Linked DNA regions of Homo sapiens: region 1 is linked to region 2. The links are chromatin loops, found by intact Hi-C in ENCODE. Cell type or tissue: HepG2. All regions are shown on one strand. Links, peaks and the distances in the headings refer to the core of each region. The heading gives the core; the rest is flanking DNA.

Region 1 (16,701 bases), core at 3,241-11,240, 460 kb after region 2:
ACAGAAGAGCCCTTGGGCCTTTAGTGAACATCAGTAGTACCCTGGTAGTACTCCCTGTGGGCCTGTGGTGGTGGTGGACATGGGGAGAGACTCCTTTGCATGGGAAAAACGGAGGGAAGAGCGGAAAGTACTTTGCCTAGTGCTGTCACAGTCAGGCCAGCTGCAGTAGAACAGAGCACCAGATAGATTTCTAAGGTTTCCTACTCCTGGCTCTGGCTCCCAGACAGCATCTCTGGACCTCTGTAGGGCCAGGGGAACTTGTTGCCCTTAAGGGAAGGACATAGGCCTGGATGGCTTCATCACCTGCTGATTGCAGAGCCCTAGGGCCTTGAGAGAATGTAGGTAGTGGTTACAGTGGGCCTTGGGCAAGACCCATGGCTGTGCTGCCTTAAGGTTTGACCCTTTGCAGTCACAGTGGTGGTGGCCACAAGGGTGCTTTGTGTCACCCCTCCCCCAGCTTCAGGTGGCTCAACACAGAGAGAGAGACTTCATTTGTTTGACAGAAAGTAAAGGAAGAGAATAAGAGTCTCTGCCTGGTAATCCAGAGTATTCTTCTGGATCTTATCCAAGACCACCAAGGTGGCACCTCTACAAGTCTGCAAGAACCAAAATGTTACTGGGCTCTGTGTACCCACCTAATGCAGATATAGATGCAGTGACCAAAAACTTAGTTCACAACATCCAAGTTCCTTTGAATACCTGGAAAGCCTTCCCAAGAAGGAAAAGTACAAACAAGTCCAGATTGCAAAGACTACAATAAATATCTAACTCTTCAGTGCCCAGACACTGACAAACATCCACATGCATCAGATCCAACCAGAAAAACATGACTTCGCCAGACTAACTAAATAAGGCACCAGGGACCAATCCCAGAGAGACAGAGATGTAGGACCTTTCAGATGGAGAATTCAAAATAGCTGATTTGAGGAAAACTCAAAGAAATTCTAGATAGCATGGAGAAGGAATTCGAATCCTATCAGATAAACTTAACAAATAATTTGAAATAATTTTAAAAATAATGCAGAAATTCTGGAGTTGAAAAATGCAACTGACATAATGAAAAATGTATCAGTCTCTTAATAGCAGAATTGACTAAGCAAAAGAAAGAATTAGTGAGCTTGAAAACAGGCTATTTTAAAGTTAACAGTCAGAGGAGACAAAAGAAAAAAGAATAAAAAAGAATGAAGCATGCTTACAGGGTCTAGAAAATAGCCTCAAAGGGAAAAATCTAAGAGTTATTGCCCTTAAAGAAGAGGTGGAGAAAGAGATAGGGATACAAGTTTATTCAAGGGGATAGTAACAGAGAACGTCCCAAACCTAGAGAAAGATATCAATATTCAAGTCTAAGAAGTATAAACACCAAGTAGATTTAACCCAAAGAAGACTACCTCGAGGCATTTAATAATCAAACTCCCAAAGGTCAAGGGTAAAAAAAGGGACCCTAAAAGCAGCAAGAGAAAAAAAAACAAATAATACACAAAGCAGCTCCAATACGTCTGGCAGCAGACTTTTCAGTGGATACCTTGCAGGCCAGGAAAGAGTGGCATAACATATTTAAAGTGCTGAAGAAGAAAAACTCTTACCCTAGAATAGTATATCTGGCAAAAATATCCTTCAAACATGAAAGAGTAATAAAGACTTTCCTAGACAAACAAAAGGTATTTCATCAACACCAGACCAGTCCTACAAGAAATGTTAAAGGGAGTTCTTCAATCTGAGAGAAAAGGACATTAATAAGCAATAAGAAATCATCTGAAGATACAAAACTCATTGGTAACAGTAAATACACAGAAAAGCACAGACTATTATAACACTGTAATTATGGTATGTAAACTACTCATAAGTAGAAAGATGAAAAGATCAAAAATAATAACTATAATGTTTCAAGACATAGTACAGTAAGATATAAATAGAAACAACAAAAAAGCCAGGAGATAAAGTGTAGTTTTTTAGTTTTCTTTTTGCTTGTTAGTTGTTGTTTGTTTATGCAATCAGTGTTAAGTTGTCATCAGTTTAAAATAATGGGTTATATTATTTGCAAGCCTCATCCCTCAAATCTAAAAACATACAATGGATACACAAAAAAACAAAAAGCAAAAAATTAACATTGAGCACAGACAATTCTTTCAAGGAGTTCTTTCTGAAGAGTGAGTAAGTCCTTATTTCTTGACATGTTTTTGTGCCATGGTTGGCCTCATTTCCTTTTGTCTTCTTCATAATTGTGTTAGTTTCCTGTTGCTGCTGTAAAAAATTACCACTCACTTAGTGGCTTAAAACAACAGGAATTTATTCTCTCACAATTCTAGAGATAAGAAGTTGGAAATCAGTATCCCTGGGCTGAAATCAAGGTGTCAGCAGGCCTATGCTCACTCCAGAGGCTCTAGGGGAGAATCTGTTCCTTGTTTCTTCCAGTTTCTGTTGGCTTTGGCATTCCTTGGCTCGTTACATCATTCCAATCTGATTCCATAATCACATTGCCTTTTCCTTTTCTGTCTTTATAATCTCCCTCTGTCTCTCCCTTATCACAGGATGCCTGTGATAGCATTTAGGGCACCTTAGATAATCCAGGATAATCTCCTTATCTCAAGATCTTTAATCACAACTACAAAGACCTTTCAAAAAAAAAAAAGGTGACATTTACAGGTTCCAGAGATTATACAAGGGTGTCTTTAGTGAGGCCATTTTTCTGTCTACTTTAATAGGCACCTGTGGCTGACTGAATGCAGTGTATTTACCCAAATGCTTACTAGGAAAGTCAAACTCTCTACCTGTCCAAATCAGAAATGATTGTTACCATCTCAGCATCTTCATCAAATAATCCATTCACTCTTATTAATCTCACCTCACAAAATGGTTCCACCATCTACCCAGTTTCTGAAATCATCCTTGATAGTCCCCTTTTCCACAATCTCCTTTCCCCATATCCAATAAAATATCAAGTTCCATTAATTATCTAAAATACCTCCCAGATCTAATCCATAGTTATTGTTCTGGTTCAATCCCTCCTCATCTCCTTCCTGGACGCCATAGTGGCCTTTGTAAAGTCTTCCTGTGAACTAGAAACTGAGCATGTAATGCATTCTAATTAAATATTTCCAATGGTTCATCATCACATATGACCGATGTAATAGAATAGAATCCAAACTCTCTTGCAAGGCATGCAAGGTCTTGATTGCCTGGCCTCAGTTCTCCTGTCCTGCTTTGTCTCCTGCCACTCCCTCACCTGATGCTCCAGCAACACTGAACTTGTACTTTCCCCCAATAAGCCATGGTCTTGAATATCTCCTTATTCTACACTCTTTGATATCACTGCTAGGAAAATCTTTCTGCTTATTCACCTAGAAAGCTCCAATTTGCTTTGAAGTTTTACTCAAAAGCTTTGAGGTCTATGAAGTCTATGTGGAGGCTATGAAGTCTATGTGGATGCTCTCAAGATGACTTAGGTGTAATTCTGCTCTGGTCCCACCACACTCTTTTATCCTTCAAGACAATGATGTTATTGTAAAGTTGTTTGTCTTGCATGTTTATCTTGTCATTGGCTGGTACTGGACTCACTACATACTAGACTATGTTCCTAAAGTCTAGTATATGGGATGCACTCAGTATTTGTTTAATGACTGAATGAATGACAAGAGGTTGATAATAAAGTCCACAGTGATACAAAGAAAGATACTAGGCGGGTTGCATGAAAGGACAAAGGGCTTTTCTCAAAATTTTCAGTGAAACTCCTCCTACCTGGGATGTGGTGTAGACTCCAGGCCAACCAGTACAATAAACTTGAGCTTAATACGTTGACAATTCCCAAATCACCATCTTGAGATGAGACTTGGGATAAGGTCTTAGCCTCCTCCAGGAAAACAGATACCATTTCCCCATTCTCATTGTATCACAAATCAGGAGACCAATCTTAAGCTGAAGTTTGTGTCTCCTTAGGTCAGGAAAAAGAAGACCATGACAAAAGTCATCAGCATTCTTCTTTTTGTGTGTGAACATGGGTTGCAATGATGACTCTGATTCTTCATATTCCCTGTATTTAGGCCCTTTGCTTCATGTGGCCCCCTCTCACTCTGATTCTGGGTTTAATCATGTGACCTGCTTGGACAAGTGGCATGTGTTAGTTCAAAGCCTAAACCTTCTGAGGTCTTGCATGTTTCCATTTGCTCTCTTGTGCCTCTGCCCTCTCCATGAGAACCTGTACAAGATAGCCTCCTAAAGGATGAGAGGGACATGCAACAGAGCCAAAGCCTGACTAGATCACCTGTCAGCCAAAACACTCCAAGACATGTGAGTAGACTCAGCCAAGATCAGCAGAGCTGCCTAGTTGACACCAAATGCATGAACAATACATGCTTATTGTGGTATGCCACTGTAGTTTTGTAGCTGTTTGTTAGTAGCATTATTGTGGCAACGGATTATTGACGCAGTTGCAAGAAGTAATAGAATCAACAAAATCTTGAGGCTGATTCTTTGAAAATGCCAATTAAATTAACATATCACTGGTGATAGTAAGAAAGAATAAAACACCAATAAATAGTACCATAAATGAAACACAGGAATATAGAGGACATGTAGAAAGTAAGATGGTAGATAAAAACCCATAAGAACATTAAATGTAAATGGACTAAATACTCTAATTAAAAGACAATAATTATGACACTAGATTAAAAACAAAGCCTACCAAACTCAATGCTGTTTATGGGCAACACATCTAAAATATAAGAAAATAGAAAGGGTAAAAATAGAAGGACAGGAAAAAAATATGGCATGTAAGTAAAAATCAAAGAAAGCTGATGTGGCCATATTAAAATCAGAAAAAGTAGACTTCAAGACAAAAACATCACTAAAGAAGGAAACTTCATAACTGATCAAAATTTCAAGGAAGATAGAATAATTTAAAAATTATGCCTTAAATAACATAGACTTAAAATCTATAATGAAAAAAATGATAGACAGCCTATGAGTAGGAGTCAATAAATCCATAATCAAAGCAGGAGATTTTAACACACCTCTCATGAACTGCTCAAAAAAGTGATAATATTAATAAGGATAAAATATGACATTATTAGCAAATATGACTGATTTATACAGAACACTGAACCTAAAAATTATGGGATTCACACTATTTCCATGGACTCAAGGAATCCTTACAAAAATGGAACATATGCTTAACAAAGTTGGAAGAATTAAAAACACACAGAGTAGGTTCTCTGACTGCAATGCAATTAAACTAAAGCCTAGTAAAAAACAAAACAAAACAAAAAACGAGGATATCCTGGATGGATAAAGAAAATGTGGCATATATATATATACAACAGACTATTATTATTCAGCTTTTAAAAGGAAGGAAAATCTGCAATATATAACAATATGGATGAAATTTGAAGACACTATGTTATGTGAAATAAGCCAGGCACAGAACAAATAATACACAATTCCACTTTTATAAGGTATCTAAAATAGTGAAATTAATAGAAGCAGAGAGTAGAATGGTAGTTGCTAGGAGCCTGAGAAGAGGGGAAAATGGGGAGTTGCTATTAAATAGGTATAACCTTTCATTTACACAAGATAAGTTAGTTCTAGAGATCTGCTGTACAACATCTACCTATAGTTAACAATTTTGCATTGAACACTTAAAAATTTGTTGAAAGAGTACCACAATTAAAAATAAAAAAACAAGAACATTCCCATGTTAATAAATAAATAATATTTTAAATAACTCGTAAGTCAAAGAATATATAAAATGAAATTTCAAACATATTGATAATACATACATTAGTTACATACCAAAACTTGTGGGTTGCAGCTAAGACCAAGAATAGAAGGATATTTATAGTTTAAATACTTATATTAGTATGGAAGAAAAGCTGAAAAATCAATGAGTTAAGAGTCTACTTAAAATATATATATATTAAAAAAACATCAAATAAGCCCAGGAATACAAAAGGGGAACTAATAAAGGAAAGAAAAGAAATAAACTTGGTAACAAATTATAGAGAAGGATCAAACAAGCCAAAAGTTGATTTTTTGAAAAGACTAATAAAATTGATAAACCACCAGTAAGACTGTTTAAGAAGAGAAAATGAACACAAATACTCAATATCATGAAAACTGAAAAAGGCAACATTACTACTTTGAACATTAAAAGTTGAATAAGAGAAAAATGAAAATGGCTTCAACTTTATCCTAATGCGTTTGAAAATGTAAAGAAAATGTATATATTCATATAAAAATTATGAACTACCAAATATAACAAATAGGTATATAACAATTTAAATTATAAACTGCAATTAAAAACCTTCCCACAAAAACTTCAGGTTCCAAAATGGCAGTGTAGAAGCAAGCTGGCTTTACTCCCCCTCCCCATCCACAAAAAAACAAAAACAAATACACAGCACCCAGGTTATTACCAGCAATATCCCAGAACTCAAATATGAGAAAGAGACAGTTCCTAGAGCCACAGAGAAGTGTAAAAACTGAGTAGATGGTAAGAGAATCAGACTTCTGTATCTATGACACACTTTCCCCCAATCTGCCCAGTACAAGTGTATGGAAAATTTCCCTCAACTCACAGTTTCTACACAGCAAACTGATATTGAGGTGGACAACCAGCTTCCCTACTATCTTGGGTTCCCTGGCAGGAGATCGGTTCCTGCCTCAACTCATGGAAGGCATCAGGTATACTTGAAGAAAGAAATATCCCTAAACACAGCCAGAAACAAAGTGGGGAGGTGGGACTATCATCCTCAGCCATGGAAATTCTGCTCTGTAACTCAACCAAAGGAGACTCCAAATTAGCATGGCAGTTCAGCAGCACCACACTGTAGGAGATTTGTTCCACAGGTCCCCTGGGCATGAACCCCTAGCTAGCCTTCCCACACTACTGGGATATCCCTTTGGGACCTCCTCCATTCAGGATGGGTGGCACTCTGACTGTTTGCTAGAATTGATGCAAACCTGGGCTTAAAGTGCCATCTAGTGCCAAAAAGGAGGCAGCTACCTAGCAGGGGGAAAAAAAAGAAAGTCAGCAGGTAAATTACACAGAATCTATAAGCAAATATCCCAATAAAAAACAAGCCAGAGGGAGAATGGAACAAATAACTTCAACTGTCCTTCAATTGAACTGTCCTTCAATGCAAGACATAAACACACACCACAAGAAACATCAGGAAACATGGAACTATGGTCCTCTCAAATTGATAAAGCAAGGAGCCAGTGACTGACCCTAATAAGACGGCAATATGTGAGCTCTATGATCAAGAATTCAAAATAGCAGTTTTAAGGAAACTCAGTGATCTTTTTTTTTTATTTCTGAGACAGAGTCTCGCCCTGTCACCCAGGCTGAAGTACAATGGCATGATCTCAGCTCACTGCAACCTCTGCCTCCCAGGTTCAAGTGGTTCTCCTGCCTCAGCCTCCTGAGTAGCTGGGATTACAGGCACGTACCACCACACCCGGCTAATTTTTTGTATCTTTAGTAGAGACGGGGTTTCACCATGTTGGCCAGGCTGGTCTCAAACTCCTGACCTCATGATCTGCCCGCCTTGGCCTCCCAAAGTGTTGTGATTACAGGTGTAAGCCATCGCGCCCGGCTACTCAGTGATCTTTAAGATAACACAAAAGAGCAATTCATAAATTTATCAGATAAATTTAACAAAATAATTGAAATAACAATTTAAAAAATCAAGTGGCTATCTTGGAACTGACAAATACATTTGCTACTGAAAATGTAGCAAATAAACTGAAAAATTCACTGGAGGCCCTCAAGAGCAGAATGGATCAAGCAGAGGAAAGAATCAGTGAGCTCAAAGACAGGCTATTTGAAAATACATAATCAGAGGACAAAAAAGAGAAAAGAATGAAAACCAACAAAGACTGTCTATAAGATACAGAAAATTACCTGAAAAAAACAAATCTAAGAATTATTGGTGTTCAAGGAGTTGAGCAAGAATAGGGGTAGAAAGTTTATTAAAAAAAAAAAAAACTTTCCAAAATTTGAGAAAGAGATAAATATCCAGGTACAGGAAGATGAGAGAGCATCAAACAGATGTGACTCAAATAAGACTCCCCCAAGGCATATAATAAACTGATCAAAAGTCAAGAATAAAGAGAGGATCCTAAAAGCAGCAAGGGAAAAGAAGCAAGTACAGAGCTCCAATTCATCTGGCAACAGACTTCTTCACAGAAACCATACAGGGCAGGTGGGAGTGAGATGACATTTTCAAAATTGCTGAAATTAAAAAACTTCCTTTGGAGAATACTGTATCCAGCAAACTTGTCCTTTAAATATGAAGGAAAGATAAAAGGCTTTCCCAAATAAACAAAACTTGAGAGAATTCACGACAAACAGACCCATCTTACAAGAAATGTGAAAGGGAGTTCTTCAATCTGAAAGAAAATGAAACCAATGATTTGTACAAAAAGAAGACATCTGAAGGTATAAAACATACTGGTAAAATTAAGTACATGGACAAACCCAAAATATTCTAATACTGTCCTTGGGGAGTGCAATCTATTCATAACTCTAGTATGAAGTCCAAAAGAAAAATCTGTCAAAAACAATAATAGTTATAACTATTATAATAATAGTTATAACAATTATAATAATAGTTATAACAACTTGTTAAGAGATAGATAGTATAAAAATATGTAAATTGAGATAACCAAAAGTCAAAATCTTGGGGAATGGAGTTAAAGTATAGAGCTTTTTTCTAGATTTTTCTTTGATTTTATTTTTTGTGATCGAAGGTAAGCTGTCATCTTTTAAAAATAATGTGTTATTTCTGTAAGGTGTTTTTCATAGGCCTCATGGCAACTATAATGCAAAAACCTATCATAGATACACTAAAAATAAAAAGCAGAAAAGTAAGCAATAGTTTGGATCATCATGGCGGACGGGAGGCAGGACTAGATTGCAGCTTCAACTCGGATGGATAAAGCAGCGTGCAGAGGCTTGCATTGTGAATTTTAGCTCCAGATCAATGGCAAAAACAAACCAGCAATCTTGAAAGGACCCGCAGACCCTCTGAAGGAAGCAGACTGCCTCCTGCAGAACCCGGGAGACAGCCCAAATACTGTGAGTGCCCCAACTGTGAAAGTGGGAAAGGGAGATCCTCCTCTCCCAAATACATACCCCCACTGCAGAAACTGGAGGTCTGTTTGTGGGAGAAATTTCTGACCTTACCTGGAGCTGAGTCAATTTAGAGAGCTGAGCGAAATATAGGGGTAGAGGAAGCAGTGGGAAAGGCCCTGGGAACTCGCTGGGTTCCCAGGCAGGCCATTCCTGCCTGGCACCACAGGGATCCATCAGAAGGGCGGCCAGAGGAGTGGGGAAAAACACCACGGGGAGAAGGAAATCTTCAGCTGAAGTTTGTAACAATTTGAACTGGTGGTGAGAAGCCTCCTGGCCAGAACTCGGGCAGAGGGCATGAATCCAGTGTGCAGTCTCCACAGAAGGGGGAAGAACCAAGCCCTTTTCTTTCTCAGCTGGGAGGTGGGCAGCCTGGGGCAAGTTCTCAAGCCTAGCTCGCCCATCACATGGAAACAGACTACTGGGTGGGGCACAGTGGGAATGAGACTGGCCCTTTGGTTTGCATGGGAGCTGGGTGAGGCCTGTGACTGCCAGCTTTCCCCAACTTCCCTGACAACCTGCATGACTCACCAGAGGCAGCCATAATCCTCCTAGGTACACAACTCCACTTACCTGGGAACCTCACCCCCATCTCCCACAGCAGCTGCAGCAAGACCCACCCAAGGACAGTCTGAGCTCAGACATGCCTAGCCATGCCCCCTACCTGATGGTCCTTCCCTACCCACCCTGGTAGCTGAAGACAAAGAGCATATAATTTGGGGAGTTCTAGGGCCCCATCCACCACCTGGCAGGAGGCCAACCAACACAAAAATAGAGCATTAAACCACCAAAGCTAAAAACTCTCACAGAGTCCATTTCAACCCCCACCCCGACCCCACCACCAACCGTCACCTCCACCGGAACAGGCACTGGTATCCACGGCTGAGAGACCCACAGATGGTTCACATCATAGGACTCTATCCAGACAACCCCCCGTACCAGCCCAGAGCTGGGTAGACTTGCTGGGTGGCTAGACCCAGAAGAGAGAGAACAATCACTGTAGTTCAGCTCACAGGAAGCCACATCCATAGGAAAAGGGGGAGAGTACTATATCAAAGGAACACCCTGTGGGACAAGAGAATCTGAACAACAGCCTTCAGCCCTAGACTTTCCCTCTGACAGAGCCTACCCAAATAAGAAGGAACCAGAAAACCAACTCTGGTAATATGACAAAACAAGGCTCTTTAACAACCCCAAAAAATCACACTAGTTCACCAGCAATGGATCCAAACCAAGAAGAAATCCCTGATTTACCTGAAACAGATTTCAGGAGGTTAGTTATTAAGCTTATCAGGGAGGCACCAGAGAAAGGCGAAGCCCAATGCAAGGAAATCCAAAAAACGATACAAGAAGTGAAGGGAGAAATATTCAAGGAAATAGATAACATAAAGAAAAAACAATAAAACATTCAGGAAAAATTGGACACACTTATAGAAATGCAAAATGCTCTGGTAAGTCTCAGCAACATAATTGAACAAGCAGAAGAAAGAAATTCAGAGTTCAAAGACAACATCTTCGAATTAACCCAATCCAACAAAAACAAAGAAAAAAGAATAATAAAATATGAACAAAGCCTCCAAGAAGTCTGGGATTATGTTAAACGACCAAACCTAAGAATAATCAGTATTCCTGAGGAAGAAGAGAAATCTAAAAGTTTGGAAAACATATTTGGGGGAAAAATCGAGGAAAACTTCCCCAGCCTTGCTAGAGACCTGGACATCCAAATACAAGAAGCACAAAGAACACCTGAGAAATTCAACACAAAAAGATCATTGCCTAGGCAAACTGTCATCAGGTTATCTAGAGTTAAGATGAAGGAAAGAATCTTAAGAGCTGTGAGACAAAAGTACCAGATAGCCTATAAAGGAAAACCTATCAGACTAACAGCAGATTTCTCAGCAGAAACCCTATAAGCTAGAAGGGATTGGGGCCCTATCTTCAGCCTCCTCAAACAAAACAATTATCAGCCAAGGATTTCGTATCCAGAGAAACTAAGCATCAGATATGAAGGAAAGATACAGTCTTTTTCAGACAAACGAATGCTGAGAGAATTCGCCACTACTAAGCCTCCACTATAAGATCTGCTAAAAGGAGATCTAAATCTTAAAACAAATACTGGAAACACATCAAAACAGAACCTCTTTAAAGTATAAATCACACAGGACCTATACAAAAATACATGTTAAAAAGCAAAAACAAAAACAAGGAACACAGACAACAAATAACATTACGAATGTAATGGTACCTCACATCTCAACACTAACATTAAATGTAAATGGCCTAAATGTTCCGCTTAAAACATATAGAACTGGAGAATTGATAAGAACTCACCAACCACCTGCTACCTTCAGGAGACTCACACATAAGGACCCACATAAACCTAAAGTAAAGGGGTGGGAAAAGGCATTTCATGCAAATGGACACCAAAAGCAAGCAGGGGTAGCTACTCTTATATCAGACAAAACAAACTTTAAAGCAACAGCAGTTAAAAGAGACAAAGAGGGACATTATATAATGGTAAAAGGCCTTGTCCAGCAGGAAGATATCACAATCCTAAACATATATGCACTTAACACTGGAGGTCCCAAATTTACTAATTACTAATAGACCTAAGCAATGAGATAGACAGCAACACAATAATAGTGGGGGACTTCAGTTCTCCACTGACAGCACTGGACAGGTCATCAAGACAAAAAGTCAACAAAGAAGCAATGGATTTAACCTATATCTTAGAACAAATGGACTTAACAGATACATACAGAACATTTCATCCAACAACTACAGAATGCACATTCTATTCAATAGCACATGGACCTTTCTCCAAGATAGACCATGATAGGCCATAAAACAAGCTTCAATAAATTTAAGAAAATTAATATTACATCAAGCAGCCTCTCAGACCACAGTGGAATAAAACTGTAAATCAATTCCAAAAGGAACCTTCAAAACCATGCAAGTATGTGGAAATTAAATAAACTGCTCCTGAATGAGCATTGCATCAAAAATGAAATCAAGACGGAAATTTAAAAATTCTTTGAACTGAAAGACAATAATGATACAACCTATCAAAACCTCTGAGATACAGCAAAGGTGGTGCTAAGAGGAAGTTCATAGCCTTAAACACCTACATCAAAAAGACTGACAGAGCACAAACTGACATTCTAAGGTCACATCTCAAGGAACTAGAGAAAGAAGAACAAACCAAACCCAAACCCAGCAGAAGAAAGGAAATAACCAAGAACAGAGCAGAACTAAATGAAATTGAAACAAAAAAAATACAAAAGATAAATGAAACAATAAGATGGTTCTTTGAAAAGATAAATAAAATTGACAGACCATTAGCAAGATTAACCAAGAAAAGAAGAGAGAATATTCAAATAATCTCATTAAGAAATGAAACAGGAGATATTACAGCTGACACCAATGAAATACAAAAGATCATTCAAGGCTACTATGAACACCTTTATACACACAAACTAGAAAACCTAGAAGAGATAGATAAATTCCTGGAAAGATAAAACCCTCCTAGCTTAAATCAGGAAGAATTAGATACCCTAAATAGACCAATAATAAGCAGTGAGGTTGAAATGGTAATTTAAAAATTACCAACAAAAAAAAGTCCAGGACCAGACAGATTCACAGCAGAATTCTTCCAGACGTTCAAAGAAGAATTGGTACCAATCTTTCTGACACTATTCCACAAGATAGAGAAAGAAGGAACCCTCCCTAATTCATTCTATGGATGAACCAGGAAAGGACATAACCAAAAAAGAAAACTACAGACTGATATCCTTGATGAACATAGATGCCAAAATCCTTAACAAAAAACTAGCTAACTAAATCCAACAACATATGAAAAAGATAATCCACCATGATCCAGTGGGTTTCATACCAGGGATGCAGGGATGGCTTATCATATGCAAGTCAATAAATGTGATACACCACATAAACAGAATTAAAAACAAAAATCAAACAATCATCTCAATAGATGCAGAAAAAGCATTTGAAGAAATCCAGCATCGCTTTATGATTAAAACTGTCAGCAAAATCAGCATACAAGGAACATACCTCAATGTAATAAAAGCTATCTATGACAAACCCACAGCCAACATGATATTGAATGGGGAAAAGTTGAAAGCATTCCCTCTGAGAATTGGAACAAGACAAGGATGCCCACTCTCACCACTCCTCTTCAACATAGCACTGGAAGTCCTAACCAGAGCAATCAGACAAGAGAAAGAAATAAAGGGCATCCAAATCAGTAAAGAGGAAGTCAAACTGTCACTGTTTACCAATGAGATGATTGTTTACCTCGAAAACCCTAAAGACTCTTCCAAAAAGCTCCTAGAACTGATAAAAGAATTCAGCAAACCTTCTGGATACAAGATTAATGTACAAAATCAGTAGCTCTCCTATACACCAACAGCAACTAAGTGGAGAATCAAATTAAGAACTCAACCCCTTTTATAATAGCATGCAAAAAAAAAAAAAAAAAAAAAACTTAGGAATATACATAACCAAGAAGGCAAAAGGCCTCTACAAGGAAACTACAAAACACTGCTGAAAGAAATCACAGATGAAACAAACAAATGGAAACACATCCCATGCTCATGGATGGGTAGAATCAATATTTGTGAAAATGACCATGCTGCCAAAAGCAATCTACAGATTCAATGCAATCCCCATCAAAATACCACCATCATTCTTCACAGAATTAGAAAATACAATTCTAAAATTCATATGGAACCAAAAAAGAGCCCGCATAGCCAAAGCAAGACTAAGCAAAAAGAACAAGTCTGGAGGCATCACACCACCAAAACAGCATGAGAGTCACCAAAACAGCATGATACTGGTATAAAAATCGGCACATAGACCAATGGAACAGAATAGAGAACCCAGAAATAAACCCAAATACAGCCAACTGATCTTTGACAAAACAAAAACATAAAGTGGGGAAAGGACACCCTTATCAACAAATGGTGCTGGGATAATTGCCTGGCCACATGTAGGAGAATGAAACTGGATCCTCATCTCTCACCTTGGAAAAACCAACTCTTAAATCTAAGACCTGAAACCATAAAAATTCTAGAAGATAACACTGGAAAAACCCTTCTAGACATTGGCTTAGGCAAGGATTTCATCACCAAAAACCCAAAAACAAATGCAATAAAAACAAAGATAAATAGTTGGGACTTAATTAAACTAAAGAGCTTTTGCATGGCAAAAGGAACGGTTAGCAGAATAAACAGACAACCTACAGAGAGGGAGAAAGTCTTTACAATCTGTACATCTGACAAAGGACTAATATCCAGAATCTACAACGAACTCAAACAAATCAGTAAGAAAAAAAACAAACAATCCCATCAAAAAGTGAGCTAAGGACATGAATAGATAATTCTCAAAAGAAGATATACAATTGGCCAACAAACATGAAAAAATGCTCAACATCACTAATGATCAGGGAAATGCAAATCAAAACCACAATGCAACACCACCTTACTCCTGCAAGAATGGCCATAATAAAAAAATATATTAAAAAAAACAGTAGATGTTGGCGTGGATGTGGTGATCAGGGAACACTTCTACACTGCTGGTGGGAATGTAAACTAGTACAACCTCTATGGAAAACGGTGTGGACATTTCTTGAAGAACTAAAAGTAGAACTACCATTTGATCCAGCAATCCCACTACTGGGGATCTACCCAGAGGAAAATAGTCATTATACAAAAAAGACACTTGGACATACATGTTTATAGCAGCACAATTCGCAATTGCAAAATCATGGAACCAACCCAAATTGCCATCAATCAACGAGTGGAAAAAGAAACTGTGATATATATGATGGAATACTACTCAGCCATAAAGAGGAATGAATTAACAGCATTTGCAGCTACCTGGATGAGATTAGAGACTATTATTCTAAGTGAAGTAACTCAGGAATGGAAACCAGATATCATATGTTTTCACTGATATGTGGGAGCTAAGCTATGAGAACACAAAGGCATAAGAATGACACAAGCCAGGCATGATAGCTTATGCCTATAATCCCAGCACTTTGGGAGGCTGAGGCGGGAAGATCACGAGGTCAGCAGTTCAAGACCAGCCTGGCCAATATGGTGAAACCCCATCTCTGCTAAAAAATACAAAAATTAGCTGGGTGTGGTGGTGCACCCCTGTAGTCCCAGCTGCTCGGGAGAGGCTGAGGCAGGAGAATCACTTGAACCAGGGAGGCAGAGGTTGCAGTGAGCCAAGATTGTGCCACTGCGCTCCAGCCTGGGTGACAGAGTGAGACTCTGTCTCAACAACAACAACAACAACAACAAAAAAGAATGACACAATGGACTTTGGGGACTTGGGGGGAAAGCTGGGAGGGGGATGAGGGATAAAAGACTACAAATAGAGTACAATGTATACTGCCTGGGTGATGGGTGCAACAAAATCTCACAAATCACCACTAAAGAACTTACTCATGTAGCCAAATACCACCTGTACCCGAATAACTTACGGAAAAATTTTTAAAAAGTTAAAAAAAAAAAAGAAGCAATGAATTCAAACATGCTACCAGAGAAAACCACTTAGCCATAAAGGACAACAGTAAGAAAGGAAGAAAGGAAAAGAGGAGTCACAAAACCACCAGAAAATAAGCAACAAAATGGCAGTTGAAAGCCTGTACTTATCAGCTAGGTGCAGTGGCTTGTACCTATAATCCCAGCATTTTGGAAGGCTGAAGCAGGCAGATCACTTGAGGCCAGAAGTTCAAGACCAGCATGGCCAACATGGCGAAACACCATCTCAACTAAAATACAAAAATTAGCTGGGCACAGGGGCATGTGCCTGTAATTCCAGTTACTCGGGAGGCCGAGGCACGAGAATCACTTGAACCTGGCAGGTAGAGGTTGTGGTGTGCCAAGATTGAACCACTGCACTCCAGCCTGAGTGACAGAGCAAGACCCTGTCTCCAAAAATATATTTAAAAATTTTAAAAACTAAAAATAAAATCCTTACTTATCATTAATAACAATGAATTTAAATGAAGTCAATTCTCTAATTAAAAGACATAGAGTGTTGAGCACGGCAGCTCACACCTATAATCCCAGCACTTTGGGAGGCTGACTCAGGCAAATTGCTTGTGTTCAGGAGCTCAAGACCAGCCTGGACAATGTGGCAAAACCCCATCTCTACTAAAAATAAAAAAAAAATTAGCCAGTTGCAGTGGCATGTGCCTGTAGTCCCAGCTACTCAGGAGGTTGAGGTGGGAGGATTGCTTGAGCCTGAAAGGTCGAGCTACACTGAGCCGAGATGGTGCCACCGCACTCCAGCCTGGGTGACAGAGGGAGACCCTGTCTCAAAAAAAAAAAAAAAAAAAAAGTAAAAATAAAAGACATAGAGCAAATGAATAGATAAAGAAGCAAGACCCAACTATATGCTGCCTACAAGAAACCTATTTCACCTATTAAGACACACATAAACTGAAAATGGAAGTGGAAAAATATATTCCATGCAACTGAAAACCAAAAAAGAGCAGTAGTAGCTATATTAATATCAGATGAAATTGACTACAAAGACTTCTAAAA
Region 2 (16,701 bases), core at 4,224-12,223:
AGGAGAGCTGAAATAGGAGATAAGGACCTACCTTCAATTGTTGTAATCCATGCACGAGTGCACATGTGTGCATACACTACACACACACACACACACACACACACACACACGCCTGCCATTCTGCAAGATTCTCTTCCTACCCACAGATTCATCTAAAGAGACAGACTTATCTTAGGAAGGCAAACAACTTCGAAAACACTGTTTTCAAAATGTACCGAACACATTATTTAATTAGTGACCATGACTAATATTTCTGATTTATGTTGCTTTATTCTAAAAAGGATTTAAATATTTATTATAGAAACACTTGCCTTCTAAGGGCTAGACTACTAGAAACAAAAAGCACAGGCAGAGGAAACTGGGTGTGGAAACATGCCACAGGTGGCAGCCACTGGCCACATCATACCTGTGCAGAAATCTGTAAGTCTGCCATTCTCTTTCCTCCTCTATTTCTTTTGGTCCATAGCCTCTCATTGAAATAATTAACCAGAACAATATGAGGAAAAATAAAAGTTGAATCTCAGACTACAATGTTTTATTGTTTTGGACCTTTGCTAAAATAGGATTTTGTATTATTTGTAGATTTTCATTATCCTGCCCATTTGACTGAATCCACATTAGAGTTTATAGGCATGGATTGCTCTGGGGATTTGTGGAGGGGTTGGTGTCTACAGGATGCAGTACTATTCTAACATCAGGATCTCTGAGTTTTTGGTTTATAAGTAGTGGTTTTTGGAGTGTCCTGGGAACAGTAGTATAACTTCATTTGATATTGTTCTTGTATTGAGAAAGGTTTATTAATACTTTCTTTTGTATATTGGAATGAGTACTATGAAGATATAATAATATCCATAAGACTGTTTTAGATTCTTGAAAATATTTTGGCAACAAGAATTCTTAAATTAGTGACATATGAGCAACTTCCTAAATTGCAGTGTAAGGAAGTGGTACTTAATTTGTGACAAGGAAACCTGCTGATTATATATAGTTGTAGGTACACCATTTGCTGAGCAACACAAGCGTGAAATGAATAATAATGAATTCAGCCTTTAGATTATTTTTCTTTTCCTTTATCAGGCTGTGTTCTAGATCCTCAGAAAGGAACCACCGTGGGGAGGTCCTTTTCTCTCAGCTGGCGGAGCCACCCAGATGTGACCGAACCGATGCGATTTAGGAGTGCCACCACGTCTGGAGCACCGGGAGTGGAAAAGGCAAGAAATATTGTTCGCCAAAAAGCAACTGGTAAACATTTATTTAAATGCTTCTCAAAAATCTAATTGTTATCTAAAATAAATTTATAGGCATAAAGTGTGTTAAAAATTCTACTCAAAATTTAAATATTAGACCTTATATTAAATGAAATGTCTCTACATCTTTTTAGCTTTATGCTCTGGTTACTTTTCAAATCACAGTTTTCAGTTACTTATTTCTAAATCCTCCATTGTGAGAAAGAACTTGTGATGTTGATATTGAGTGAGATATTTGTGCGAAATAGAGAAAATACAGGTTTTGTTTGAACCTTGAAGAAAATAGATTGTTAATAAATACACCAGTAGTTGCACTATTGTCAGTGTTAAACAATATTAATCTTTAGAGTGTGGCAACCTGTTTCAGCAAAGAAAAGGAGAATTTCAGGACTGGATAGACATTTTCATTTTTTGCTCCTTTGGAAAATTGAGCCTTTTCATGCCTGTGGATGTTATCTTTGCAGCGTATTTCAGTTAACAACTTGACCAACAACCCCCAGTTAATTGGACTACTTTGCTACATTTTACTCTTTTTTTCTTTTCTTTTCTTTTCTTCTCTTCTCTTTTCTTTTTTTTTGAGACAGAGTCTCGCTCTGACGCCCAGGCTGAAATGCAATGGTGTGATCTCAGCTCACTGCAACCTCTGCCTTCCGGGTTCAAGCAATTTTCCTGCCTCAGCCTCCTGAGTAGCTGAGATTACAGGCGCGTGCCACGACGCCCGGCTAATTTTTGTATTTTTAGTAGAAACAGGGTTTCACCATGTTGGTCAGGCTGGTCTCGAATTCCTGACCTCGTGATCTGCCCGCCTCGGCCTCCCAAAATGCTGGGATTACAGGCGTGAGCCACTGCGCCCGCCCTACATTTTACTTTTAAAACAAAAAGTGAACTCTTTAAAAAGAAGCTTGTATACGGCATTTAATAAGAATAAATAAAGCCACCTCCTCCCCAGTGACTTTGAGCCTGTAACTTAGGTTTAAGACAATTGTAATTGATATTTAACATGTTGACTTCAGAAAGTCGCAAGATCCTCTGGCCATAAAACAAAGATTCATTAAAGCTTAACATATTCTATAGTGCTTAGTAAAGGCTTAATACAGATGGTTTAGAATCCTGTTGGAGTTTTTATGAAAATATATTCCACCTTAACTGTAACTCTCTCATACTTTTTTGCTGTAGCATTTGCTGGAAATTATCACCTTATTTACATGCACAGCCTATTCTGCTTCTTTCTTTCTTTCTGTCATTCTCTCCCCTGAGGAGAGACCCAATTCTTTGTTAGCAGGCAACTTTTGAGGATGCTCATTCACTGATTTCCTTTCTCATTCCAATTCCTAAAAACTATTTGCTTTTATCATTGGATTCTTTTTTTGTTTTGTTTTTTGAGTCGGAGTCTCATGCTGTTGTTCAGGCTGAACCGCAGTGGAGCGATCTCAGCTCATTGCAACCTCTGCCTCCCAGGTTCAAGCGATTCTCCTGCCTCAGCCTCCTGAGTAGCTGGGACTACAGGTGCGCACCACTATGCCAGGCTAATTTTTTTTTTCTTCAGTAGAGACGGGGTTTCGCCATGTTGGCCAGACTGTTCTCGTACTCCTTACCTTAGGTGATCTGCCCGTCTCTGTTTCCCAAAGTGCTGGGATTACAGGAGTGAGCTGCCATGCCCAGCTCTTCTATCATTGGATTTTTTTTTTATTTTTTATTTTTTTTGAGACAGAGTCTTAAAAAAAAGCCCAGGCTGAAGTGCAGTGGTGTGATCTTGGCTCATTGCAACCTCTACCTCCCAGGTTCAAGCGATTCTACCACCTCAGCCTCCCGAGTAGCTGGGATTACAGGCATGCACCACCATGCCCAGCTAATTTTTGTATTTTTAGTAGAGATGGGGTTTCACCATGTCGGTCAGGCTGGTCTTGAACTCCTGATCTCAGGTGATTTGCCTGTCTTGGCCTTCCAAAGTGTTGGGATTACAGGCTCCCAGCCTATTGGGAATTCGAATAGGCAAAGGGTAGGAGAAAGGGCAGTAGGGTAAAAAGTTTGTTCCGGTTTTTGCAAATGTGTTACTATCATTTGTAGTTCCATTTCATTAATGTTAACTGATGTCATATGAAAATAGTAAAGCAGCAAGTAAATCTTTATATTTTTGTTTTAGAATAAAACTGATTTTACAGATTGTGGTTTTACATATATGAAGCACGTTTTCCTCCTATGTTCATTCAATTCCTCCAATATTTATTTGACTAGCAGTATATAGAAAACATAAGAACACCGTAAAGTAGACACTTAAGATGTATGGATTTAATAAGCATGAAATGTGACATAAAAGGATGGGTTTCATGGAGATTTTACCTTTTCCTCAAATATCAAATCTTTTAATGTTCAACTTGACTTTTATGTGTTCTTGAGCTTTTTGGATATTTAATTTACTAAATGATTTGCTTTTGAATACAGTCAGCTCTCAGCAAACCAACTTCTGAATGAAGGCCAGATATGCCCTCTCTCACCATGGTCTTTTTGTATTTGTCCTTTAGGAAAGGAAAACTGATTATAATGTCTGTCCAGGCAAATAACCTGAATGTGAATCTGATACACAGCAGAAAGAAGGAAAGGCTAAACATATAAAGCATTTCAAAATAAAATTATTTGTGGATTGCCCATTGTCCTGTGTCATGAGAATGACTGACTGAAAGTTGGCTGTATTTAGAGACTACAATTAAATACTATACTTTGTACTGACTTCCTTTAAAGTTTAAAAGTTTAAATGACCTCCTTTAAATGTTTAAAGAGAGCCCAGAAAAGTAATAATAATAAAGTGAAAGGTCCTATTGTTCTTCTGACATAATTATTACTTTATCTCTCCTGGAAGCTAAGCGAAGCCAGTCTATCAGCAACTGTGTCCACCTTTCTGAGGCTTTGCCTGCCACTAAAAGCGTCCCGCTCCTCCTTCACACCGTGAGCGCTCTCTTACCTGGTCTCTCTTACTCTTCTTGCTCTCACAGGCTGTCAGGTACTGTAATACTGTCTCATGTGTCCATCACTGTTCCTGGGCTTCTCCCGCTTGCCTCTGGGCATTGCTTCCTTTGTTAATATCCCCACATCACACACGTGCCTGACCATTACACTAGTGTTAAATTGCAATGAATGCTAGTAATTGCTCTTGTGTAGTTAGATACTTAATGGCAATTAGATAGTCAAGAAAAATTTCTATAACTTTGGTCTTGGCAATAACAATTAAGAAGGATAGAAGGGTTTTTCAGTCCATAGCTATTTAATAGGGGGAAATGTGATGCCTGCCTTAGTGTGTCTTCTATACAGTGCCCATAGAAAGTAAGGGGATTTTCATAAAAGTTTTGAGAATGTCAGTATTAGAATGCTTACTATGCCTTCCAAAAAATGAATAAACTAGAAAAATGTATGTAGGCGGGATCTACTTGGAGTTAATAAATCATATATGTGAAGTAATGACCAGTTATATAGATTTATACTATTGAAATTTGAGTGCAAAAGGACCAGTGCCAAAAAGCAGTAATTTCCAAAACAAAGAAACGTTGTTCCTGTACTTCAGCCAATTAAAATTGAATTTAGCCATGTGTGATTTACACACAGTACATTTTTTATTAAGATATCATAGCACCAAAAGTCATTTTTGGCCTACTTACTTCAACAGAAGGATTTACCTTTCTCTATATTGAATAATTAGGCCTATGTCTATTTATTTTTCAGTGATTCTAGGATGAACTGAATCTTCTTCCTTAAAAGAGAAAGATCATTTTCATGATCTTTTTTATTTTCAGAAATTTGGCGTTGTAGATTAGTATTTTTTGTTGTTGTTGTTTTTGATTTTTTTGAGACAGAATCTCTCTCTGTTGCCCAGGCTGGAGTGCAGTGGCATGATCTCGGCTCACTGCAACCTCTGCTTCCCGGGTTCAAGCAGTTCTCCTGCCTCAGCCTCCCGAGTAGCTAGGACTACAGGTGTGTGCCATCACACCTGGCTAATTTTTGTATTTTTAGTAGAGATGAGGTTTCACCATGTTGGCCAGGCAGGTCTTGAACTCCTGACTTCGTGACCCACCTGCCTCAGCCTCCCAAAGATTAGTATTTTTTTTAACATTGGAGATAACCTAATTGTGGCTTTCTGTAGTACTAAACTATGTCATACTGTGTTTTAGCAAAGCAAAATGAAAGCTTACGTTCTCTGATGGCTATGTAAATACCATATTACTTTATAGAATTTAAGGGAAGAAGTTTTACCAAGAGCGAGGACTATAATGTTTCTTAGAAAACTCTTTTTCTCCAGTAACTATTAAAGGTGAAAAACAGTAAGAATGGTACATGGGAAAATGGTCACTAGTCAATTACATTACTGTTGAGTTTTAACTGCCCAATTATTTGGTTTTCAAAAAAAGCTATTGTTTGGAGATGATTAATAAAGTATTTAAAATGATTTTACCCCCTGTTTGGCTAATACACACCCCAAAAGAATTTTTTTCATGGTGAAAAGTTTTCTTATGTCACAGTCCATTTTTTTCTATATTTTGTTTCTCTTAAGTTTTTCACTAGTTTGTCCAGAACATGTTCCCACAAGAAATCTCTTCCTATTAGTAATTTAATTTTGGAAGCTTTTGTTCTCATTCAATATTACATTTTATTTTACTAAGACTCTTGGTTCCTGTATATACGTATACAGTTCCAACTGAAGTTAAATGTGATTTAGAGCAGTGATTCTCAATTGGGGACAATTTCAACAATGCCTGGAGACATTTTTAATTGTCACAAGTGGGACAGTGCTAGTGGCAGCTTGTGGATGGAAGTCAGGGATGCTGCTGAATAGTCTGCAATGCACAGGACAGCTCCCAAACAAAGAATTGTCTGGCCCAAAATACCAGCTGTGCCGAGGCTGAGAAATCCTAAGTCAGAGTGAAATCAAGTGGCCTGGGCTCGGTCTGCAGTTTTCCTGCCTTTGCCATCTTTGTTCTTGGTTTTGTAGCACAAAGGGTGAAAGAACTTTAGAGTATAGTGACTTTGAGAACAACCTGACATTCCAACTATGATAGTGAGCTTCTTAGCCTGATGCCATTGGTTCTTTACTACTTAAAATGTTGCCATTGTCCTTTATGACTGTCCTATCAAGAGACTGACCCAAGGGCAGATTGTATATTCTCCACTGGTTGGCACATTAGAGTATTGAATTTGCCCTCCAATTTAAATCCAAGTATGTAGGCATACCCCACCAACATACTGCTAGATAATATGACACTTAATTTTACTTTCTGGCACAAGCTCCTTACCCTATCAATGATTGCTAATTTTGTTTACATTTAAGTTAACATGATTGCTAATTTTGTTTACATTTAACTTTTTTTGTTTTTGTTTCTAATCTATGTGATTTAGAAACCCACCAAAATTGTTTTAATAATATAAGCAATAGACAATTACTTACTTTTAGCTACGATTGTTTGTTTTTCTGATCTTTTGGGGACTGTATTTGGCGGCAGCAGCAGAATTTTGGGTGGGTTGTTCATATTCTGGGAGGAAGAAGTGACGTTTGTATTTTGGAGTCACAACCACCTGTTTCCATTAATATGAATAGCTACATAAAGAAACACAGTTGGGGAGGTAGGACTGGCACTTTTTGTGATTTTCTTTTATTTGTTTTTTTCCCTTCGTGAGAACAGTTCTTTCCAGCTGTTCTACAGTTTTTTTGTTTGTTTGTTTTTTGTTTGTTTTTTTTTGAGATAGAGTCTTGCTTTGTACCTCAGGCTGGAGTGCACTGGTGCGATCTTGGCCCACTGCAACCTCTGCCTCCCAGGTCCCAGTTCAAGCAATTCTCCTGCTTCAGCCTCCCGAGTAGCCAGGATTACAGGCATGCCATGCACAGCTAAGTTTTTGTATTTTTAGTAGAGATAGGGTTTCACCATGTTGACCAGGCTGGTCTTGAATTCCTGAGCTTGTGATCTACCCACCTCGGCCTCCCAAAGTGCTGGAATTACAGGTGTGAGCCACCACGTCCGGTCTGTTCTACAATTTTAACTGCTTTTTAGGTTAAAACATTTATCAATCTGTAGCACTTACAGATAGTAGATTTTATTTTTCTTTTAGGAATATTGTAATAGTAGTAATGAGAGGATCAACAATCTCCCCTTATTCTAAAAAAGCATATTGGAATGGTATGGCAAACCTTGCCTCGCTGCTTCTGCATCTGGTTTGTGTGCTTCTAGGAAGTGCTTTTTTGTCAGGACCTGGTCTGATTTACCCTTGGGAAGTTTGATCTTGTGGGAAACCTCAAGATGCTGAGCTGATATGCATTTCCTATGCTTTTTATAGGATCAGATTGGTATCATGCAAGGTGTTTTAAAAATTAGGAAATTATACTATTTATTTTGCTTATGCAACCTTGTATAAGGGATAAATGGAACTCAGAATTTTGGTTATTGAAGAATGAGCCTCACTCCACTTACTAAATGTAAGACTGAGTAAGGAAGACTTAAAAAGTGAGTGAAATTGCTGTGAAAAATAGAGATCTGGAAAAAAAAATAGAAGTTACTGAAGAGCTTACACACTTAATTTGATCACACTGCCTTTTCTCAGTGGAAAAAAATGAAATTAAGTAATCCTTATTTGATCATTTTTCGGTGTTTCGAATGGAGCTTTAGAAAGTAATAGTTTAGGCCGGGCGCAGTGGCTCACTTTGTAATCCCAATACTTTGGGAGGCCAAGGCGGGTGGATCATGAGGTCAGGAGATCGAGACCACCCTGGCTAACACGGTGAAACCCCATCTTTACTAAAAATACAAAAAACTAGCCAGTTGTGTGCCTGTAGTCCCAGCTGCTTGGGAGGCTGAGGCAGGAGAATGCCATGAACTTGGGAGGTGGAGCTTGCAGTGAGTCAAGATCACGCCATTGTGCTCCAGCCTGGCCGACAGAGCGAGACTCCATCTCAAAAAAAAAAAAAAAAAAGAAAGTAATAGTTTAGTAATGGTATTGTGTAACTTACACTGTCAAGAGACGAGAAAGTTAGTGCTTTTAAAATCTGGGTAGTTGGAACTAACTAGGCTTTAGAGAGAGTACATTATTTGGTGAATCTAAGATAGAATTTAGCTCTTTGAAGTGATTTAAACAAATTGTGTGATATTCAAAATAGAAAATGCAATAGATCTAGGATGTATTATATAATTTTATTGTAACTGATATAATTCTTTCTCCATTTTAAATATCAGATAATCCTGTCTTTTGGTATTTGCATATCACTATTAAAATGATTTTCATTCGTTATGAAAGAGCAACTGCTAACAGCTAACCCCACAGAATGAGAGCAGATTTAACATAAATTGCTCTTTCTTAAATAAAATGCCAGCAGAGGGAGCCCAAGAACTATTTAAAAAGGAAAAATAGTATAAAGAAATTGTTTCTGTCATTCATGTATTCATTTATACAAAACATGTATTTAATATAAAATATGAGAAAATCCCAATAAATATACTGTTACAAATCAGGAAATTGGATTTAAATTGTGGGATAAGGAGAATTGAAAATTCTCTTTTCACACCATCTCAATTGATAGTCAACTACAGGAGTAGGTAGCTCAGGGCACCTACAACCCAACAGCACACTTAAGCATCGTGGCTCTCCCCTTCCTTCCCACTAAATCACGAGTGCTCCTGCCCTGCTACTGACCGCTATTCCTGAAGGCTTGGACTTTCTCCATCTGATACGTCCCTCCTGACAGCTTTATAAAAACAAAGCCTTAAAAGCTGCATTAGGCCAGCCTGTTGGGAAGGCAGACCAGCTGGTGGTGGCAGGCTCTCCGTCCGTCTGCTGTGTTGAGGACCAGTGGGGACGCTCTAATTTGGAAGCAATGGTGCTGTGGCTATATTGCATCCCACCAGATGGCGATGTTCTTTATCTTTAGGAAGATGCTGCCAGTGTTGGCTCAGCTCTTATTTGCTCCTGCTCATAGCCCAGAAACCAACATCTATCTGTTTTTGGCATCAGGCTTCAGAGACTAACTCTTCCCACTATCCATAAAAAATGGCATTTGCCAATTATAGTTTAGAAAGTTAGGAAGCTCTTGGGCTCCCCCTTCTGATACTGGATTAACCAGTAGATTCATTAACAAATATAAACTGTTCCCAGAAGGTTTCAACATCTTGCATAATTAGAATAAACAATTAGAGAAGACAGCCGGAAGGGCTGGCCCTATGGTGTTATTTGGCTTCTGTTGCTGAAGGCTGAAGAGACTAGAAATAGATCTGTGAGAAGGACGTAGTCTGTACTTTGGGATGTGTAAGTAGATTAAAAATGTGCACATATGCTTTGTGTTTCTCTGTAGAAAAATGAACAGTTCTTGGCTGTTCAAAAGAAGAGGAAGGCAAAGACAACCTGGGAAACATGAGGCTTTAACATAGCTGTCTTTTCTTGCTACCTTGGCCTATCTTTGCTTGTACTCCAAACAGTTTCCCACCAGCATCTGAAGTTAGACTGTGGGCTGGGCACCATGGCCCACGCCTGCAATCCCAGCACTTTGGAAGGCCGAGGTGGGCGGACTACTTGAGACCAGCCTAGGCAACATGGCAAAACCCCATCTCTGTGAAAAGACAAAAATTTTTTGGGTATAGTGGTGTGCACCAGAACTCCCAGGTACTCAGGAGGGTGAGGTGTGAGAATCAGTTGAGCCAGGGGGGTCGAGTGTGCAGTGAGCTGTGATCACACCACTGCACTCCAACCTGGCAACAGAGCAAAAAAAAAAAGTAAATTGATAAATTTTTGTAAGTGAAGGATCACACAAATTTCATAGTTTTGAGGTCTTGTAACCATATCAGCACACTATAAAATGCATTTTCATTTGGATAGAAAAAATAGCAACCTTTTGTTGAAATCCTCTGTATTAAATGTAGAATCTTCCAACATACTTCTTGCTTAAGGTGAGCCATCAGTTTGCCTTATGACTCAGATTAAAGGATTATACAGAGGGTGGCCCATTGACAGTGAGTTTCCATTTCAGGTGACAAACCAGGTGACCCAGCCAGTTAAGATAATACAGGCTGAGTTTTGATTATCCTCTTCTTAGTAGTAGTAATGAGCAAATTAAAATTTGTGGAAAATATTCTAGTTATGTGGATGTAAAGTTTCATGACTACGTCAGTGAGTGTGGAATCTAGTGAGAAACAGAGCAATGGGGCTTGCATGCAGGGCCAGGGAGCAGGTCCTGTAGGGGATATTCCCAGGGCAGCATGGTAAGGAGGGATGAGGGAGCAGGTGTGAGTTTAGCATAGGGGAGTGAACAGCAGGAAGAACAGAGTAGCAGGTGCCAACTGGGTTAGTACTACTGGAGACTAAAGTGAGCTAGAGTACCTTGCAAGGGGATCAGTATGTCCCGTGAGATCAAGGAAAGCCTGTGTTCACCCTGACTAGGATGTTTGACGAATCTCTAACAAGAGAGGGCTTTGGTGGGTTTTAAGAGGAGTGGCACAGCCAGATCTTTATTTTAGATGGACCATGGAGAGGATAAATATGAAGGTGGTAAGAAGAGAGGGACAGTGATTAGTGATTAGTTTGCAGGCTATTAAAACAACCTACGTAAAAGGTGGTGCAACCCTGAAGCTGTGACTCTAGAAAGAGAGGGTGGGGTGATAATTCCAGTGCCTTGGGTGGTCTTTAGAGATTAAAGTGTACTGTGCAGTTTAGAAATGAGCTGGGGGGAACTCATTCTATAGGGGAATATAGCTTGTAATAATACTGAGATTATCCTGTGGTCCCTACCCAGCTATGGTTTTCTATTTTATGTCTCATATATATTGGTTTTCTACAAATACCTGTGGATCATTCTGTACTTTAGAGAATAATTCAGCATTGCATTTGATGAAATAAGCCATTACATAACTATAGCATTTTATTTTGGACAGTTGGGCACTTACCTGTTAAAAAGGCATAATGCAGTAGAAATTCCCACATTTCCTTTCATCTTCCTTCAGGGTGTATGTGTGTGTGTGTGTGTGTGTGTGGTTTTCTGTTCTTCTCAAATGTACATTACCCATTCTGTGCATCTCCTGAATCTCTCTTTCCTTGGCATGCCTGGCCCTGAAATGTCAAATGACTTTTACAGTTCTTAACCTTTTATTGTGGCTTTTTTTCCTTTACTTTGATTGAAAAATAAAAGGCTTTATAGAACTTAAGTGGAAAAGGTACTCTTGGAGTAGAATATTAGGGGTTAGCAAGTGTAGGAAACTTGATCATTTAAATGCAGATTATCTGACTATAAATTATTTGTGAAAAGCATTTGAAACTTTATTTTTTAAATCGGTTGTTTTAAGTGGTGAATGTGTTTTTTAAAAACTTGAACTGTAACTTTGCATGTTTTGTTAATGCTCACAGAAGTGGAGGAGTGTCAACAGTCAGAAAATGCACCTGCAGCCGGATCTGGCCATCTCACAGTGGGACAGCAGCAGCAGGTCCTTCGGAGCAGCAGCACCTCCGACATCCCCGAGCCGCTGTGCTCAGATTCTTCTCAGGGTACATGATGTCTTCAGTGTTTAATACAGAACTATAGATTCTGGCAGAGGAATAAAAGCTGCATATAGTATTGCTTTGTACATATATTCTGAATATATTTATTTCAAGGGAATTACCTTTTTAATTTGATTAGAAGGATGTGATTTATGGCAATGAAATATTTGCACTATTTAAACCTGTTTATCTAAATTATTTTTATATATCTATATGTAGATATATACCCACTTTTTTAAAGGTTGGCATGTTTGAGGACGAGACAGGAGTCCAAGTGGCTGGAGTAGAAGGAAGACGGAGGCTGTTACAACATGAAGTCAAGTAGGGCATCAAGTTAGGTATTATGGAAGGCAGGGAGGCAGGATGGGGGCAGGGACATAGGGAAAGGGCTGTGAGAAGAGCCGTTAAAGTTGAAAATGAGAATGGAAAGCTGACCAGACTTGTGAAAAAGTTTATTAACAGCTTGCCGACTCTGCTGAGATGGAAAATAATAACTTTTAATAGCATTAATCTACACGGTTTCACCAACAACTTGCAGCAGCAACAGGGTGTGGAAAGCAGGGAGACAGATGGTTTGACCTGTAAACAGTGAAGAATAGATTTCTCAATGAAAGAGTGTGCTTAAAGTGTGTCTAGTATCATTGGAAATAGTTATTCTGTTTTGGTGTCATGAATTAGTTAAGAAATCAACTCTATTTATCAACAAGTTATCTCATATCTTTTAATGTCAAAGTCATGCTAGTCTCATCAGATGAGTAGGGAATTATTCTGTCTTAGAAATCCTCTGGAAATAAGAAAATACAGTAAAAGCTTCAGAAAATGTATTATCTGAAAGATTTTTGAAAGGTTTTGTATAAGGCTTTTTTTTTATACATATTTGGTAGAAACTACCAGTTGCCTGCATTTTTCTTGTAGGAATGTTTTAAAATATCATTTATATTTTAACATAATTTCACTTATGGAGGAGGAATAAGTTCAAGAAATGTGTTGTACAGTATGGTGACTGTAATTTGTAACAGTGTATTGTATTCTTGAAAATTGCTAAGAGAGTAGATTTTAAGTGTTCTCACCACAAAAAAGTATGTGATACATGTTAATTAGCTTAATTTAGCCGTTGCACAGTGTATACACATATTTCAAAACAATATATTATACATATTATATTAATATAATTTTTATATGTCAAGTTAAAAAATTAAAAAAGTTAAAATAAAATAGTTATAGGACTATTTAGATTTTCCATTTCTTGTTCTGACTTTGATAAATTATGTTTTTGTAGAAAAAAATTTTTTTTTTTTTTCAAATTTATTGCCCCCAGATTATTCATAAAATCCTCTTATGATCAGCTTTAGTGTTTTCAGGCTTTGTGGTGATATTCCCTTTTTTATTACTGAAACTGGTTATTTGTGCTTTCGTCAATCTTTATTCTCAAGCAATACTGAGGCACCTTACTGCTCTCTTCTTCCTGTTGGTTCATCTGGCCAACACAGGCACTTTTTCTCTGAGATACCTTCCCCAAGACCCCAGGAAGGGTTTTGTTGCCCTCCCCTGTGCGAACATAAATGCGCTAAGTGAACCTGTTGGCCACAGTGAACAGTAATCAATCCACTCTCTTCAGAGCTCTCTGTGGGCCAGAGACCAGGTCTAAAGTGTGGACTTGACCCATAGGCTGCTGTTTTGCCAGGCCCATAACTCCTGTTTTTACATACCTTAGAATATTTAAATTTAATAGTTACCTATATATAAAATCATTTTCCGGTTTTACTATCTGAAACATTCCTTCTATTTCCGCTACCCCCCTGCCCCACCATTTCTAGGTCAAAAGGCAGAAAACACACAGAATTCGAGTTCTTCAGAGCCTCAGCCTATTCAAGAGAATAAAGGACATGTGAAGAGAGAACATGAAGGAATAACAGTAAGATATTTTCAAGCCATTTCAGTTTGTCATTAAAAATAAACATTAATTAGTGCTCAGTAAGTAAATTTATTGGTGGCAGTGATAATTAAAATATTTTTTTCCATTTAGACAGTTTATAGGCCCAAATGATGTTGAGATCTTTTAAGATTTTGCTTGCTTTCTATGTAAAATTACAGTCACATTACAAAAATAGGAAAAAAATTAACATGAAAATGGAGTTCACCACCTGGTCTGTGTATGGCACTGTGTATTTTTAAGCAGTTACCTTTGCCTGTTAAACCTACGTTTCAGATTCCCCATTCCTGACATCCATTTAGGTAGCCTCTACCTGACATGAATTACTAGAATCAGTGAGTATTCACAAAGATGTTAGGTTTCTTAAAAAAAACAAAAAACAAAAAACATAAAATGGCATTTATTTAAATATATATAAAGTATAAAGAAGAAAATTAAAACATAAGCCCATAACTCATTCATGCAGATAACCCCTATTCATTTTTTTAAAATGTAGCATATATTCTTAGAAAACTCAAACATCACAGAAAGATACAAAATAAAAAAGGGAAGGCCTCTCCTTGCTCCCCTCCCACTGGACAATAACCCATGTTATGTTTCTTTTTTCTTTATTTTTAAAAAGGGCATGTACCAGTTTACATTTGTATATTCTGTTTTCAGCAATGAAATAAATACCCAGAAACCCACCATCAGCTTCAGATCATTTTGGCTTCTACACTCCTTCCTTGTTCCCTCTCTCTGCTATCTCCCCTCAGAGAGGGGCCTTATCTTGGCTTTGTGTTCATCATCCCCTTGCTTTGCTCTGTAGTTTTGCTATGTAACTATGTATCTCTAAACAGGATGTTCTTTAGTTGTCCTTACTTTTGAATTTTTTAATAAAGTATTGTTGCTTTGTTTACTCAGTTACATATTTTTAAGATTTATTCACATTGTGCTATGTAGCAATAGTTCATCAAGTTTTCTGTGATGTGGTATTCCACTATAAGTAGACCACAATTTATTTTTTCATTCTCTTGTTGGTTGACATTTAGATTGTTTCCAGCTTTTTGTTTTTGTGAAAACTGTAGCCATGTACATTCTTGTATGTGTTTCAGCATCTGCATGTTTAATGTTTTCTCTATGATGGCTATCTAGGAATGGAATTAATGACTTATAGAATAAAATAATTTCTTTACAAGATAACCCCTGTTCTCTAAAGTGGTTGCATCACTCATATTTTTGCCAGCATTGTGTAGAGCTCCCATTCATCTTCATTCTTGCCAACACTTTCTATTATCAGATTTTTTCATTTTTATTGGTCAACTGAGTGAAAATAAGATGTCTTATTTTGTATTTCTTAGACTACTAATAAGGTTAAAAATCTTCCCATATGTTTATTGGCCATTTTTGTTTCATCTGTGAAATGCCTACTGATGTCCTTTGTTGTTTTTCTATTTTTTGTCTTTTTCTCTTTATTTATATTTACTAGCTCTTTGTATGGTATGAATACTGATCCTATTTTGGTTATGTTTGTAGCAAATATCTTCTTCCAATATATGGTTTATATTTTTACCTTCTCTAGGGTATCTTTTGATGAACAGAAGTTCTTCATTTTGATATTCTCTATTATCATTTTTATTGTTGAGGCTTTATGGAATTTTTTAAAAGTCTCAACTACACAGGAATAAAAATATTATATTTATAAATGTTTCAGGTTTGCTCTACAAATTTAAGTCTTTTATATATTTGGAATTGATTCCTGTTTATGGAGTGAGGTAGGGATCCAATTTCATTTTTTTTCCTGAATAGATAACTACTTGTGTCAGGTCCCATTTATTGAATTAATTTTTCTTTATTGATCTGAAATGCCACCTCTCTTTCATATGTGCTATTTCTGAGATATGTAAGGCCTCCTTTTGGTGTTTCTTATCTTGATTCTTGGTTACTTTATCTTTCGGACAGTACAACATCTCAGTTACTATAGTTTTCCCACCTCTTTCTCCCTTTTCCTTCTAATGGAAGTTATTTTTCCATAATCTTTTGTCTTTCTTTGTTGCTGAGAAGTCTTCTGTCCATCCGGTCCTGTCTGGTTATTGTTCCTTGCTGTTTTTGTTTGTCCTTTTCCTTCCATTTCACTATAGTATATTTAGGTGCAGGAATCTTTTGGTTCGTATGTTTGTTCTTTTTGGTATATGCTATGTGCCATGCATCTGTAAGTGCTTGTCTTCTGTCATTTCTGGAAAATTCTTGGTAACATTTCTGCATATATTGTCTCATTTTTTCCTCATTGGTACAGTGGTATCTCCACCTGTTACATGGGACACTGGGGTTTTAAAAAAAAGAACACAAATATTGCCTCTTTTATATTCTCTCTTTGCTTTCCTCCTGGAATTCTGGGTGGAAATATATTAGACTTTCCCATTCTGTCTTCCTTGTCTCTTAAATGTTTTTTATATTTTCTATTCTCATTGGCTTGGTGTTTCCTGGATAATTTTATCAGCTCTGTCTTTCATCAGTTCAGTAACTTTATCTTTACTGTTAATATTTCCATTGAATTTTTTAGTTTAGCAATTATGCCTTTTATTTCTGACAGTTCACGTTTATACTTTTCAAGCATATCTTGTAATTTCTAATAATCTTTTGTTGCTTGCTTGTTTTTGTGATTCCAACTTTTATTCCTTTAAAATGTTTACAAATTGCAATTCTGAATTTTTTATCTGATTATCTGAAATCCTTGGGGGATCTAAATCTGATATTTGTTGTTTCTGAGATTCTTACACATGGTGATTTATTTTCTTTAGTGTTTGGTGATGTTTTATTATGGGTTCCTAGCTGGCTGATCTTAATCTGCAGAAAACGTGGATTTCTAAATTGATGACATTTCAACAGTATGTTTGCATTTGTTTCTTGCACCACATGGAGAGTGCTACTTTAATCCTGGAGTCTTGGTCCTCTTGCCACTGGCAGTGGTACTATTGGATTTACCCTTGCAATAGCCACGTTTCACTGCCCTGGTTTCTGCTCACTTTTAAGGGTTGAAGGTAGATT

What was found. Peaks named below come from ENCODE experiments on the same cell type or tissue, not always from the same donor. Only the 100,000 strongest peaks of a DNase experiment are listed, where the experiment ranks them.
Region 1: it touches region 2 in a loop (26-fold over the local background); 4 of 110 quality-filtered maps call a loop at or near these places.

The regions. Positions count from the first base shown.
Region 1 is chr20:20,120,898-20,137,598 of GRCh38, reverse strand. All of the region lies in intron 8 of CFAP61 (cilia and flagella associated protein 61), which reads right to left. Among named protein-coding and RNA genes, the nearest start is that of CFAP61, 77 kb to the right of the region's middle. In HepG2, for the core only: a CTCF peak has its summit at 6,972 (motif pointing left); a DNase peak (open chromatin) is centred at 6,948.
Region 2 is chr20:20,586,223-20,602,923 of GRCh38, reverse strand. RALGAPA2 (Ral GTPase activating protein catalytic subunit alpha 2) reads left to right here. Exons shown (of 40, transcript NM_020343.4): 16 at 1,078-1,242; 17 at 11,610-11,747; 18 at 13,559-13,656. Among named protein-coding and RNA genes, the nearest start is that of RALGAPA2, 120 kb to the left of the region's middle. In HepG2, for the core only: CTCF peaks have their summits at 8,572 (motif pointing right) and 9,144 (motif pointing right); DNase peaks (open chromatin) are centred at 8,593 and 9,123.